Linked DNA regions of Mus musculus: regions 1 and 3 are each linked to region 2. A link is a loop called in an ENCODE intact Hi-C map of the cell type or tissue named here. Cell type or tissue: left cerebral cortex. All regions are shown on one strand.

The links. A loop is a pair of places that touch in the nucleus more often than their neighbours do. Peaks named below come from ENCODE experiments on the same cell type or tissue, not always from the same donor. Only the 100,000 strongest peaks of a DNase experiment are listed, where the experiment ranks them.
Region 1: a loop joins it to region 2, with 4 times the contacts of the local background. A loop is called at or near these places in 5 of 42 quality-filtered maps.
Region 3: it touches region 2 in a loop (12-fold over the local background); 3 of 42 quality-filtered maps call a loop at or near these places.

What each region holds. Positions count from the first base shown.
Region 1 is chr7:63,663,975-63,667,974 of GRCm38, forward strand. The region is part of intron 4 of Otud7a (OTU domain containing 7A); the gene reads left to right. Among named protein-coding and RNA genes, the nearest start is that of Gm39023, 190 kb to the right of the region's middle. In left cerebral cortex, no CTCF peak of the experiment used is centred here; a DNase peak (open chromatin) is centred at 1,701; H3K27ac peaks cover 592 bases.
Region 2 is chr7:63,344,165-63,348,164 of GRCm38, forward strand. 4930554H23Rik (RIKEN cDNA 4930554H23 gene) reads right to left here. Exons shown (of 10, transcript NR_131089.1): 9 at 3,732-3,905; 10 at 528-895. Among named protein-coding and RNA genes, the nearest start is that of 4930554H23Rik, 98 kb to the right of the region's middle. In left cerebral cortex, a CTCF peak has its summit at 2,103 (motif pointing left); DNase peaks (open chromatin) are centred at 535, 899, 1,684, 2,139 and 2 more places; H3K27ac peaks cover 2,915 bases.
Region 3 is chr7:63,552,257-63,556,256 of GRCm38, forward strand. All of the region lies in intron 1 of Otud7a (OTU domain containing 7A), which reads left to right. Among named protein-coding and RNA genes, the nearest start is that of Otud7a, 110 kb to the left of the region's middle. In left cerebral cortex, no CTCF peak of the experiment used is centred here; DNase peaks (open chromatin) are centred at 1,661 and 2,378; H3K27ac peaks cover 2,442 bases.

The DNA.
Region 1 (4,000 bases), 320 kb after region 2:
GAAGCCAGGGCCTTGTACATACTAAGTGTATGCCCTATCACTCAGCTCCATATCCAGGCCCAAGACTTTTTTTTTTTAACCTAAGATGGCAAAGCAAAAATGGCTTCCCCCATGACTCCTGGGACACTTCCTCTGGCCTGGCCCCATTCAAAACACATTGTTTGTTGGGATAAAGGAGCATATTCAAATACTCTTGAAACCTATCTGCATCGTTTGTGGTGAGTTTCCTTTTGTGGCTGTGGTCAATTAAGTAGCTTTTATTTCCCTTATTTCTTTGCTTTTAGTGGAAGTTGTAACCTAAATACCATCACTGGCCTGCTTTCTCATCTTAAGAATGTCTGTCTCAACTTGGCTGCTTGAGGTTAAATGTTTCCCCTCTGGGAAGCCAAGCACCACAGCTGGAAAGGTGGTGATCAATAAAGTATTACCCTCACAGCCAGAGAGTTTTTTCCTCATGTCCCACATGTAAAACCCAGATATGGTGGTGGTGTGTGCTTGTAATCTCTGAACTAGGTAGGCAGAGACAGATAACTACCTGGAGCTTACTGGCCAACCAGCCTACCCTAACCAGTGAGATTCAGGTCAATGAGATTCTCTTCCTTAAAATGTAGGTGCACAGCACCTGAGAATACCCAATGTTAGCCTCTGACTCACACATGCACATACACACACATACACATGTATCATGCACACACCTGTGCATGCACAAGCATATATGCACATGCATAGATGTACACACTCACACACAACATATATGCACACATATAGACACAGACACACAGAGCCACATGTAGAAACACACACATATACTCACATACATACCTACACAAAGACACATACAGAAACACACACATAAACTCACATACACACACATGCATACACACACACACACATATGTATATATATATATATATATATGCACATGCACACGTGTATACATAGATACACATATGCACACAACATATACACACATAGACACAGAGAGACACATACTCACACACCCAGCAAGGAGCCAGACTATGAGACAGTTTTCTCACCCCACAATAGATTTTTAAAAGACTTAAGAAGGCTGGAGAGATGACTGGGTGAAGAACTTGCCTCACAAGTGTGAAGATTTTAGTTCGGATCCCAGAACCCACTTAAAGGCAGGCACAGTAGTATACATCTGTAAGCCTAGCACGCCTACAGCAAGGTGGAATGTGGAGCCAAAAGAATTCCTGGAAGCTCAAGAAGGGAGTAGCTAGTCTGGCATAAACAGTAGTAACAAGAAAGAGGTCTTATACTAAAGAATGTAGACTGATGACCAAGACTTCCCTCTCACCTCTGCCTGTCCTCACTCACATATACATATGCACACAAAGACAAGAGATCTGGCAACTGATGATAATGTAGGTCCATTGTCTAAAGGCTTATTCACAAACAGTGAAAAATGAGAAATTGTAAAACAAGCTGGGCATCGAACACAGCATTACTGCATGGCTAAAGATTTGGGGAGTGCTCGGGGTTTGCTTGTAAATATGCTTCACTCTGTTACTGCACAGAGAAAGGTGCATGCTGAAGTACTGATGGATGAAATGATGTGGTGCCTGCAGTGGGAGGTGCATGGATGTGGGAGAGCCGAAGTGAAACAGGAGAAACCGTGAGCCAGCTCTTGTTAGAACTGGGCTGTGGATTCCAGTGGAACCATTATAGTCTTGGAATGATCCCATAGTAAAATGCCAAAGCCAGCAGGACATCTGCCAGGATGAGCAGCCCACTCAGATGCTGCCAGGCTTTGTGGTGTGAGGAGACAACACTGAGCATCCTGGGAGTCCCGTGTGCTGAGCTCCCAGGCCAAAGCTTGGGAGAAGAGAGAGCTGCCCAAATGGAGCTCCAGTGAACTACTATAGTTTTAAGATTGACTGACTGTAGTTAACATTGTATTCACACTGGAAACTCTCTAGAAGGTGAGACTTACCTGTCTAAAAAAAGCAACATGGCAGCTTTCAGCATGGAAGTGGATAAGCACACTTTAGTAAATGCATACAATGGAATACTAACCAGCAGTGAAAATAAATGAATTGTTGATGCATTTACTACAACATGGATGAATCTCTGACACCTTATTCTGAGCCAGAGTGAAGACAGCAAGCAATACTAATCCATTTAGCTGGTCCGTTTGTTCTAGCACAAGGCTACCTGGTAGGCAAAAGTCTAAAGAGGCCTCCCAAGATTCCTGTTCCCTAATACTGAGCCATGTGCTAGCATAGGTTCAGTGGTTCTCTCTTGTCTGTATTCTTATTTTCCATAACCAATGGCAGTTCAAAGATATTAAATTGAAAATTCCAGGGGGGAAAAACATAAAATTTTACCCTATGCTGTTTTATCCCAACTAGGATACGAATCATTCATTTTGCTTCCAACATCATGGTATGTGTTCACATAACCTGGTAGTGACCCCATAACATAAGAGTAGAGATAGTGGCATCTGGGAGACAACAGAGAGACATGAAGTGCATCCCATGAATGGAAAGGTAAAGGTTCTTGGCTTAATAAGGAAGGTAGAGGTTTGTCATACTGTCTGTGAGGGTCTGGCAACACCCACAGCTTCAGACATCTCCCACAAATGTTGGGAACACATCTCCCTCTGATAAAGAGAGGCTACTGTAGTGCTACAAAAAGACTCTGCGGATGGAATTTAGGCTGATGATAATTTGATTTTAATACAACTTGCACCCTTATCTGATGGACTCAAGGTAATGCCAGGAGTTCTTAGAAACAGATGAAGATGGCAGACACGGGGACGGGGAGAGGTAAGAGGGTGTGCTGTGTGACAGCGAAGCAACCCTCCATTGCTCTATTGACAGTAGAGGAGGAACCACCAGCCATGGATCCCGAGTGGCGTCTAGGCGCTGAACTTTAGCTAATATCTTGCAAAGAAACAGAAACTCAGTACTCCAGCCACCTGGGGTAGGATCAGGCCCCAGAGATCAGGCCTTTTTTACCAGCATCCAGATGAGGACCACAGTCCTGCTGACACCTTGACCTCAGCCTTGTGAGACTTAGAACAAGGAAACTGACTGACGCCTCTGGACATCTGGCTTTCAGAATCATGAGAAAATAAACACGTGCTTCTGTGAGCCGCTCAGCGTGTGATATAATACGGTAGGCAGGAGAAAATGACAGGTCTGATGAGGAAGAGCCATGAAGGACGTGTGATGGGGTGGTACTGTCCAGGTTTCACCTCTGCTAGTGGTGGACTAAGCAAGCCCAGCATTCACAGTTGTGAGTACACAACTGGGCATTCAGTATCCTACCAGCAATGAATCAAGCCATAAAAAAAAATTAAGTTAAGGATTTTCAGAACATTCTACAGATGAAAACTGTCCAGGGTTCTGTCACCAAAATAAAATCTAGTATTCACAGTCCTGCCCTGTGTACTACAAAGTAGACAGATGACGTAACTGTGCCGGCCCGTGGTATGGTCAACCTTGCCAGTATCTGAAAATGTAACATCCAAATAGCTGCAGCACTCCCTTCCTCATTCGGGAGGGCCCTTTGCCTGCAGTCACCTATTATGGACCTATTCAGTTGCCTTAGTAGTACCATAGACTAGGCACCCCTGAATTTCTGCTGACTTCATTAACATTGCTCCTTGGTGCACAGACTCCTTGGTGGGCACCACCCTCTAGGTAGACACGGTCTCCAGAGAAGAGTTAGGGTCCCGTGGAAAGTCTTGAGGTCTGCTGGGTAGACGTTTACTCCCTGATGAATGGTCTCCAGAAGAAGAGGAGCAGCGTACTTGGTGGACATAACCTCCTAGGTACACATAGTCTCCTCAGTAGACAGTCTCCGGGTAAGTTCAGCCTCTGTACTGGCCACAGCCTCCTTGATGGACAGAGCCTCCTGGATAGACACAGTTGGCGAATGTAGCCTTTTCAGTGGACACAGCCTCCTTGGTGGACGTGGTCTTTTGAGAGGAGTGTGAGGCCTCCTTTCCATATACAGCACAGTTCTATCT
Region 2 (4,000 bases):
TGTTTTATCTCATCATGGTTTATTTTGTCACGTATGGTTGTTATCTCTTAGAAGCTTGTTCTTCTCTAATGACAGAAAAGGAGCCGATCTGGAGGGCAGGTGGGGGAGGGGCTGGGAGGAGTAGAGGGAGGGGAAATTGTGAACAGGATATGTTGTATAAGAAAAGAATCTATTCTCAAAAAAAGGGAAAAATAAATAAGCTGAGGGGATAGGGACAAAGCTTCAGCCCAGACACATCTGTGTGAAAGAAAAGCTTGGTTTCCTGTCCTAACACCCCTAGTGTGAGAAGAAAGTCTCAAGGTGAACTCCCATTGTCTCACTTAACCTGGGTAGGAGCCGCCAGCGGATGTTTTATTACCGAATTTTCGAGAAATGTCCCAAAGCTATCTTCTCATCTAATTCCCACCCACACAAACAGGTAATTCCCTCGGTTTATTCCTGCACTGTATCCACTCCCAACTTTCACAGTTTGTGGTTTCTACATTTAAAATTGTTTTTCATAGAATCTGTTAAATGCCAGGAGCTGAGACTGATGGCTTCTTGATTTACTTAATCCTCACAGAAGCCAAAGAAGAGGGATTATTGCCTACTTGAGAGAAAGGAGGTCAGAGGATTATTGAAGAGAGCTTATGGGGATTGTAGGCATAATGGGGTCAGCCTTGGAAGAACTCTGTCTCCAGGATTCTTGACACCTCAGAAGTACCCAGCATCTCTGCCTCTGTCCTTGACTGAACTGCCTTCTGCATTCACGTGGCATCCACTCAAGGCCCATCCGACACCAATGCTGTCCCACAGAGCCGGTTCACAGGTTTCCCAGGCACGTCTGTTATCTTCTGAAGGTGCACAGCGGTGGCTGACATGGTTCACACATCCCATCTCTCTTGCTGGTTCCTGCCTATAAGGGAAAAGGTTTTGAGCATTCTCTTTCCCCACTCCCCAGGGTGTGTGGTGTAGGAAGCTTGCAATATAGACTCGCGGCTGGAATAAATGTCTAATGCTCATTACCTAGGTGTTAAGAGACAAGCGTGCTGATTTTCAGATTTAGAATGTTTATGTGTGATGTGGAGTGGTATGTAGTTGAAAGGTTCCTTTGGGGGTCCAAACAGAGTTAAAAGCTAAAAGAAACCTTTCTACCATAAATAGTGTCATTATATAAAAGTGGGAGAGAAAACATCATCTCTGTGGCTAGAATGCTTTGATATTCATATTTTTGTCTCTTCATCAAGCTATCCACTTGTATAACTGCCTTTCTATTCTACAGACACCCACAAGCAGCCCTCCCCTGGACTCAACTGTGGCCTGGCCTGCAGGGATTCTCAGAAAAGATCAAATGAGAAGCCTACAAAGCTCCCCCATTTAATCCTTGTAACCACCTTTGAAGTGCAATTATTATCTACAAGATGCTCAAGAACTGCTTCTGAGTTGCCAGTTGCTTGGAAGCCAGGAGGGACTGGACCAGACTTCCTGGCCCCTCAGCATCCTGGCTGTCTGTAGAACATCACCCCACACTGCCAGCTTTGCTCTAGGCTCTGGCTCCTTAGCTCCCTCCTCAAACCACACTCTCTTCCTGCACTGGGTTACTGTGACAGGATCTGCAGTCCTGGAAATTCCTCTTCCAAAGTTGCTATAGAAACTCCCGGTGTGGGTGTGTGGAGGAAGGGGTGCGATTCCTCCCAGCTGATGCACAGAACTTTGCACAGCTTGAGGCAGCATAGAATCAGACCCGTGGCGTTTCTCACCCAATTTGAGCCGCCCCAGAGTGTGGAGGAGGAAGACACCCTACTCCTTCTCTGTGTATCAGTGAGGGAAAAGAAAAAAGTCCTCTGATGTGGTTCAATTCTATCTAGAGAAAAGTGAAGAGCTGGCTGAGCCCAGCCACTTCAGAAACAGTGAGTCAGGACCAGAGTGGCCACCCAGCACGCAGGATGTCAAAGATTACCACCAGTCAAAAATGGACACAGCGTGCTTCTCAATATGATGCAAACAACACTCGCCTATTTTGTCAAGATACAGGTTAGGGAACCTGCATGGTCACATAGCTTCATTAGTCAGCCCTACAGTCAGCAGCGGGGACTGGGTGAGCCTCCTGATCAATAGCGCCCCCTGGTGATCAAGCGCTCAGAACAATCAGATGAAACAGGAATTTAATGTTGACAAACTGGATTTTCACAGGGTTGCCTGTGAAATTATCTCTTCTCACACAGTTCTTAAAATAAATCCTGTTGAAGGGAGGGTTTCACATGGGGAGAAGTGACAGATATATCCTGTTCTGCATAAGATGACTAATATCCGCACATGTTCACAGACACAAGCTAGAGAATGTCAGAGACACTCAGGCCTCGAAGACTCTGGGCCTCTTGGCCCATATGGAGAATGGGAGGTGAGAAAAACAGGTGAGTTATCCAGGAAGATGAAGACTCCACTGAACCAAACACTACTGAGTGCTGACTTGCATGTGACTGTATGCTAGGATAGATAGGCTAAGCCTGGAGATACAACTGAGAGATGCTGCTGCTCAATGGGCTTCATAGTGCACTGAGAGCAGTAGGGCATAGGCAGTTGTAATAGCAAGAACAAGAGAAATAAACTGTGGCATGTGGATAACGAAAGACTGAGTTCTCCACGGTGTGGATATGAGAACAGGCCAAGTTTAACCAGCTTTGTAAGAGTTTGTGAGCTTCCTAGATCTATCATAAATAACACTGTGTTTATAAGAGTCCAGGCCTTTAAAGACCAAATGTAAATATGTTTTTAAACATGTTTAAAACATTGACCACTGTAAATACAAGATATTAAAGAGTAATTTTATAGAGGGTCATGAGCTATGTATTCTAGGGAAGTAGTCATATCAGGAAATACACACAAAGGTCACCAGAAAAGAGCTGGGTCACACACACACACACACACACACACACACACACACACACACACACTGCTGTCCAAATGTGTCCAAGCTTTTGTATTGGAAAGTCCATGTTCTGGGAAGCATTTTGAAAGGCAGGGCCTGCTGGGGAAGGTTAAGAGTAATGGTGTTATAGGGCCCCCAATGGAGGAGCTAGAGAAAGTACCCAAGGAGCTGAGGGGTCTGCAACCCTGTAGGTGGAACAACAATATGAACTAACCAGTACCCCCAGAGCTCGTGTCTCTAGCTGCATATGTAGCAGAAGATGGCCTAGTTGTCCATCATTGGGAAGAGAGGCCCCTTGGTCTTGCAAACTTTATATGCCCCAGTACAGGGGAATGCCAGGGCCAAGAAGTGGGAGTGGGTGGGTAGGGGAGCAGGGCTGGGGGAGGGTATAGGGAACTTTCGGGATAGCATTTGAAATGTAAGTAAAGAAAATATCTAATAAAAAAAGAGTAATGGTGTTATGAAGATCCTAATTGTTTTAGGTTGTTCTCTTTTGTTCTACTGTTGTGTGAAGACCTTGTTTCTGTTTTCTGGGGATGTCCATTCAATCCAAGTCATCATCTTGGAAGTAGAGGTCAGACCCTTACCAGAAGCCTGAGCCTAGAACTGAGACTTTGAAACAAACAGAGTTGTGGGAAACAGTTCAGCTCTGATTCCAGTGTCTTCTTACAGCTGAGAAAAACAGAAAAGCATCTCCCAGTTTCTAACTGAATGTAACATAAAGGAGACAGTGGAGTATTTCTTATCCAGAAACAGAAGCCAGAAGATAGGAACCAAGGACCAAAGAAGACTTCTAAACTCCCTGGACAGTCAGTATACTTACTGCTTCAGATGCAAAGCCATCAGCCTTAGTCAGTGAAGAGTGTTATGCACAAATCCAGGCTAGGTGCTGGCAGGTCTGTAAGAAATGCTGCCTTCGTGCAGCCACGGGCTGTCAGACTTAAGAATGGAAACCAGTTTTTCTTTCCATGAGCAGACACATCTTCAGCTGTGTGGGCTAGAGGAGATTAACATAGAGAATTAGCACAGATAAGTCTGTTAATAACAGAAGCAAAAGTCAGTCCCAGAACCAGTAACCTGTGGGTAGTAGGA
Region 3 (4,000 bases), 210 kb after region 2:
ATGATGTCCTTTTTGACATAGCCTGCTGCTTTGTATAGATGATGTCCTTTTTGACATATAGGTAGTCAGTTTCATGCCTTTCCATCTAATAATTTTTCTTCATAGTGACTATGCTGTAGGTGTCTTGTTTAGAAAGTTTCTCCAGTGTCAATGAGTCCAAGACTATTTCCCACTCTCTCTTCTATCAAATTCAGGATATCTGATATCATATTGATGTTTTTAATGCATTGGAGTTGAGTTTTGTGTGCAGTGATAAATGTGGATGTATTTTCATTCTACTAGATGCAGCCATCCAATGTGACAGCACCAGTTTTTGAAAATGGTTGAGTTAGAAGCCGCTAACTGGTGATCCCCCTGCCTCAGCCTTCCAAGTGCTAGCATTACCAATATATTCTTTATTTCTTATTTTACCGTTTTAACCTCTTTCTGTTTTCCTTCTTTCTACTACATTTGGTCTTGACTTGTTTATTTTTCATATATACTTAAGGTGAACTTGCTTATTGACTTCAAGCTTTGGAGGTTTTCCTATATGTATTTTAGATCTATGAATTTCTTTCTGAGCACAATTTAGCTATATTTTCAAAACTTTACATTTTATTGTGTTTATGTTTTTAATTATTTTATATTTTCTTGTGCTTCCTCCTTTTAGCTCAGGAACTACGCACATGTGTGTTATTTAGTTTCTGGGTATATGGAACTTTTCATTATAGTTTATTTTTGATCGCCGCAGTCCAATCCCACCACTCTGGTGTCAGATGACATCTACCATATTGGGTCAGCATTTTAAAGTGGGTTGAGATGTTCTTAAGGCTCAATATACAGCCTGTTCAAAATGAGAAGAGGGCTATAGCTTAAAAGTAGAGCACTTGCCTGCTGTGTTTGAAACCTGAACCTTATTCCCCAACCCTAGTGTTTTAATCTAGTTTTCCTCTTTCAGAAAACAGTGGCTGGCTTATTACCCCTATCTTGTCTTCTATATTTTTGTTTCTGTTTTATTTGCTTCCAGTTTTTATTATTGTCTTCTAATTTCCTGTGTTGGTTTTGAATTTAATTATTTATTTTTTAACAGTTTCTTACCTGTATTTGTAAATTGATATTCTCTTCATCACCCCAAGATGCCTTTCTATCCCCTGCCCATTTATACAAGCCCTTTTCTTTTCCCCAAGTAGTGTCTGTGTGACTGCACATTTGCATGTGTGCCAGTCTTAGGTCTTGTGTTCATGGTGGTCACAGCAATGCCATATCTATCAGAGACCCATTGCCTGGCTACCTATAGTTGTTCTTGTCTGGTCTTTTCAGTTGTCCCTCTGCCAGTATAACACCCTTAGTTTCTGAGGGCAATCTTCTCGTTGTTTTGCTGTATATATTAAATCTTCTAACCATATGGAAACCTGCTGGTAATCTTTTACTTTGATGAAAAGATTCAGAGAGCATACCTTGTATGTTCTTATCCTTTGAACACTTTAAAATGATATGTCTCAAGAAATAATGTTCCATCTGTAAAAATATTTTGGAGGGTCTGGAGAGATGGCTCAGTTGGGGCAAGTGCTTGCTTCATAAGCAAGAGCTTCTTAGTTTCAAACTCCAACACAACTGTATATGGTGGCATGTGTCTGTAACCCCAGAATAGAGGAGGGAGTCAGAGATGGGAAAATCTTGGAAGCCAGACAGTCTAGCTAAAGCAGTGAGCTCCTATTTCAGTGAGAGACCCTGTCTCAGAAAGTAAGGTGGAAAGTAAAAGAGGAAGTCATCTAATGTTAACCTTTTGCCTCCACATACGTACACATAGATGCACACAACACACACACACACACACATGCACACACACACAAGTGTAATCTGAAGCTCTTGTGACATGATTCTATTTGTATCAAGGTAACTGCTTTCAGTGATATGCTCAAATTTGGTTTTTCTACTTAGGGTTCTTTATATTCCTAGTAGACATCTGCTGTGTCAGAGTCCATTCTGTCATCTATTAAGGAGTGACAGCAGTTTCCACTAGCTGAAGTTACCTGGTGTGTGTCTATACCATTTGCATCCTTTCTGTATCATGTTTTAGATGTCTTTCAACCAGTCTACAGTTGAATTTGCACTCAGTTGCCCACCTGCTGCTTTTAACTGGAGCATCTGTCTCTTTGCATTTAATTAGTGTCATATTTGAGTTTACATTCAGCAGTCTCATTAAGTACTTTCTCTTTGTATGTCTTACCTCTTCTAGTTCTTTTTCCTCTTTTCTACTTCATTTTAGAAGATTTTTATCTAAATGTGAGTTTTCAATGTGCATCCAGAATCTCGCCTCTTTTCATCATCACCCTGCTGCCATCCCTTGGTCCCTTCTCCTCCTCCCTGAGGATGAGACAGAGGCCTCCTGAGTCATCTCATAGCTCTTCTCCTTCCTCCTACTTCCCACTCCCCCCCCCCTGCCATCTGCACACAGAACAGCAGCCAAAGAGAGTCTCTAAGCATGCAAGCTCCACTACCTTAGCTTGTAAGTCTGTAGTGATTCCTGGGTACACACAGAGGGGAAACCATTATCATGTAGCTTCCTGTGCCTCAGAACCTCAGTTCTGGCTACCTCTACATCATACACTTTCCTTCAGATGCATGTACCCACTTGTAGGTCCTCAGCCTACGTGGCTCTTCCCCAAGGTTCCTGCACTGGCTTGCTTCCGTCTCCCTTTTGTTACAGACCGTTGACATAAAGCACAGCCCTTGCTCCTAAGGGACTTAGAGTTTCTTCTGAGTGACCATTGCCTGTAAGCACAGAGTCAGGTTTTTCTGAATGACATGGTCCATCATAGTTGTGACTGCGTGAGGTCTCATTAGTCAGAGAACAATTACAGTCAATGTGTTTACTGAATATATTGGTGGGCGCATCAAGGATATGAGTAACAACGGAGTAGGGAATGTCTACTAGACTTCAGATGCTATCTGGTGTCATTCTTTCTTACCTGTGGGTTAATGTTAGCTAGTAGCCTGCTAATTAAATATACTCCAAAAATGTTGCCTGACATTCAAGAAGATGCTAGGTCAGATACTCAGGTGGATGATAAATAGTTATTTAGGGAATGACTGTGGCTGTCAATCTATACCATTCCAACTGAGTCCTAATCTGTCCTCGGTCTGCAGAGTACAGACAGGGATTTTTCAGGGACCTTCATCTTAAAAGAAGCATTTTCTCAGTGAGACCTGCTCTGAATGTCTTCCTACATGCCTCAGCTCTCCCTTTGGCCTGTTTACATTATTAACCATAGTACCCAGCCATCTTCTGCATCCTGTGCAGGGAATGAATGCTGTGGGTATAAAAGAAGCCCCGAGGAACTCTGCTTCTTCCGCCGACCGATCCTCATGGATCCCCAGAAGGGCCCGCCCATAGGAGATGTTCCAGTGCTGTTGTTAAACAGATGTGGGGCTTTCTAGTTGCCTTTGTAATGTGGGAAGGACACACACACTTACCTTAACATTGCCCTAGAAACGACAACACTGAGTATTTAACTAATAAAAAGGCTAAAGGGTGCTGGCATTGCTATTTTCTTCTCGATTTTGCAATGAGCTGTGACAATTTTCAAGACATGCTTTTATCTTATATTGTTTTGTTTTGTTTTATTTTACCTTGAAAAGTGGAGCAAGAGTAGATATTCGGTTGTTCTCTGCAAAGACACTCAATTCGGGAAACTCAGTATTGAACTGCATGACTTTGCAGACTGAAAGCTATTACAACTCAAGTTGTAATCTTTACAGAAATTGACCAAGCTGCAGGCATTTATCAGCTTCCCACATTGGCCCCACGTGCTTAGTGGTTTAGAGAGCTCTCAAGCCACTTGATCCAGAGCACTTGACATAAAAGTGTCTTGTGCTGATAACTCATGCCCCAGAACCTTCCAGAATCCATCCAGAAATTACGGAGTTGAATCCTGCAGCTCCCAGGAATGTAGCTAATTCTAAAGTCCCTCCTGGCATACACTGTCTTCCCTAGAGACAACTTTACGTAGTCGCTGCG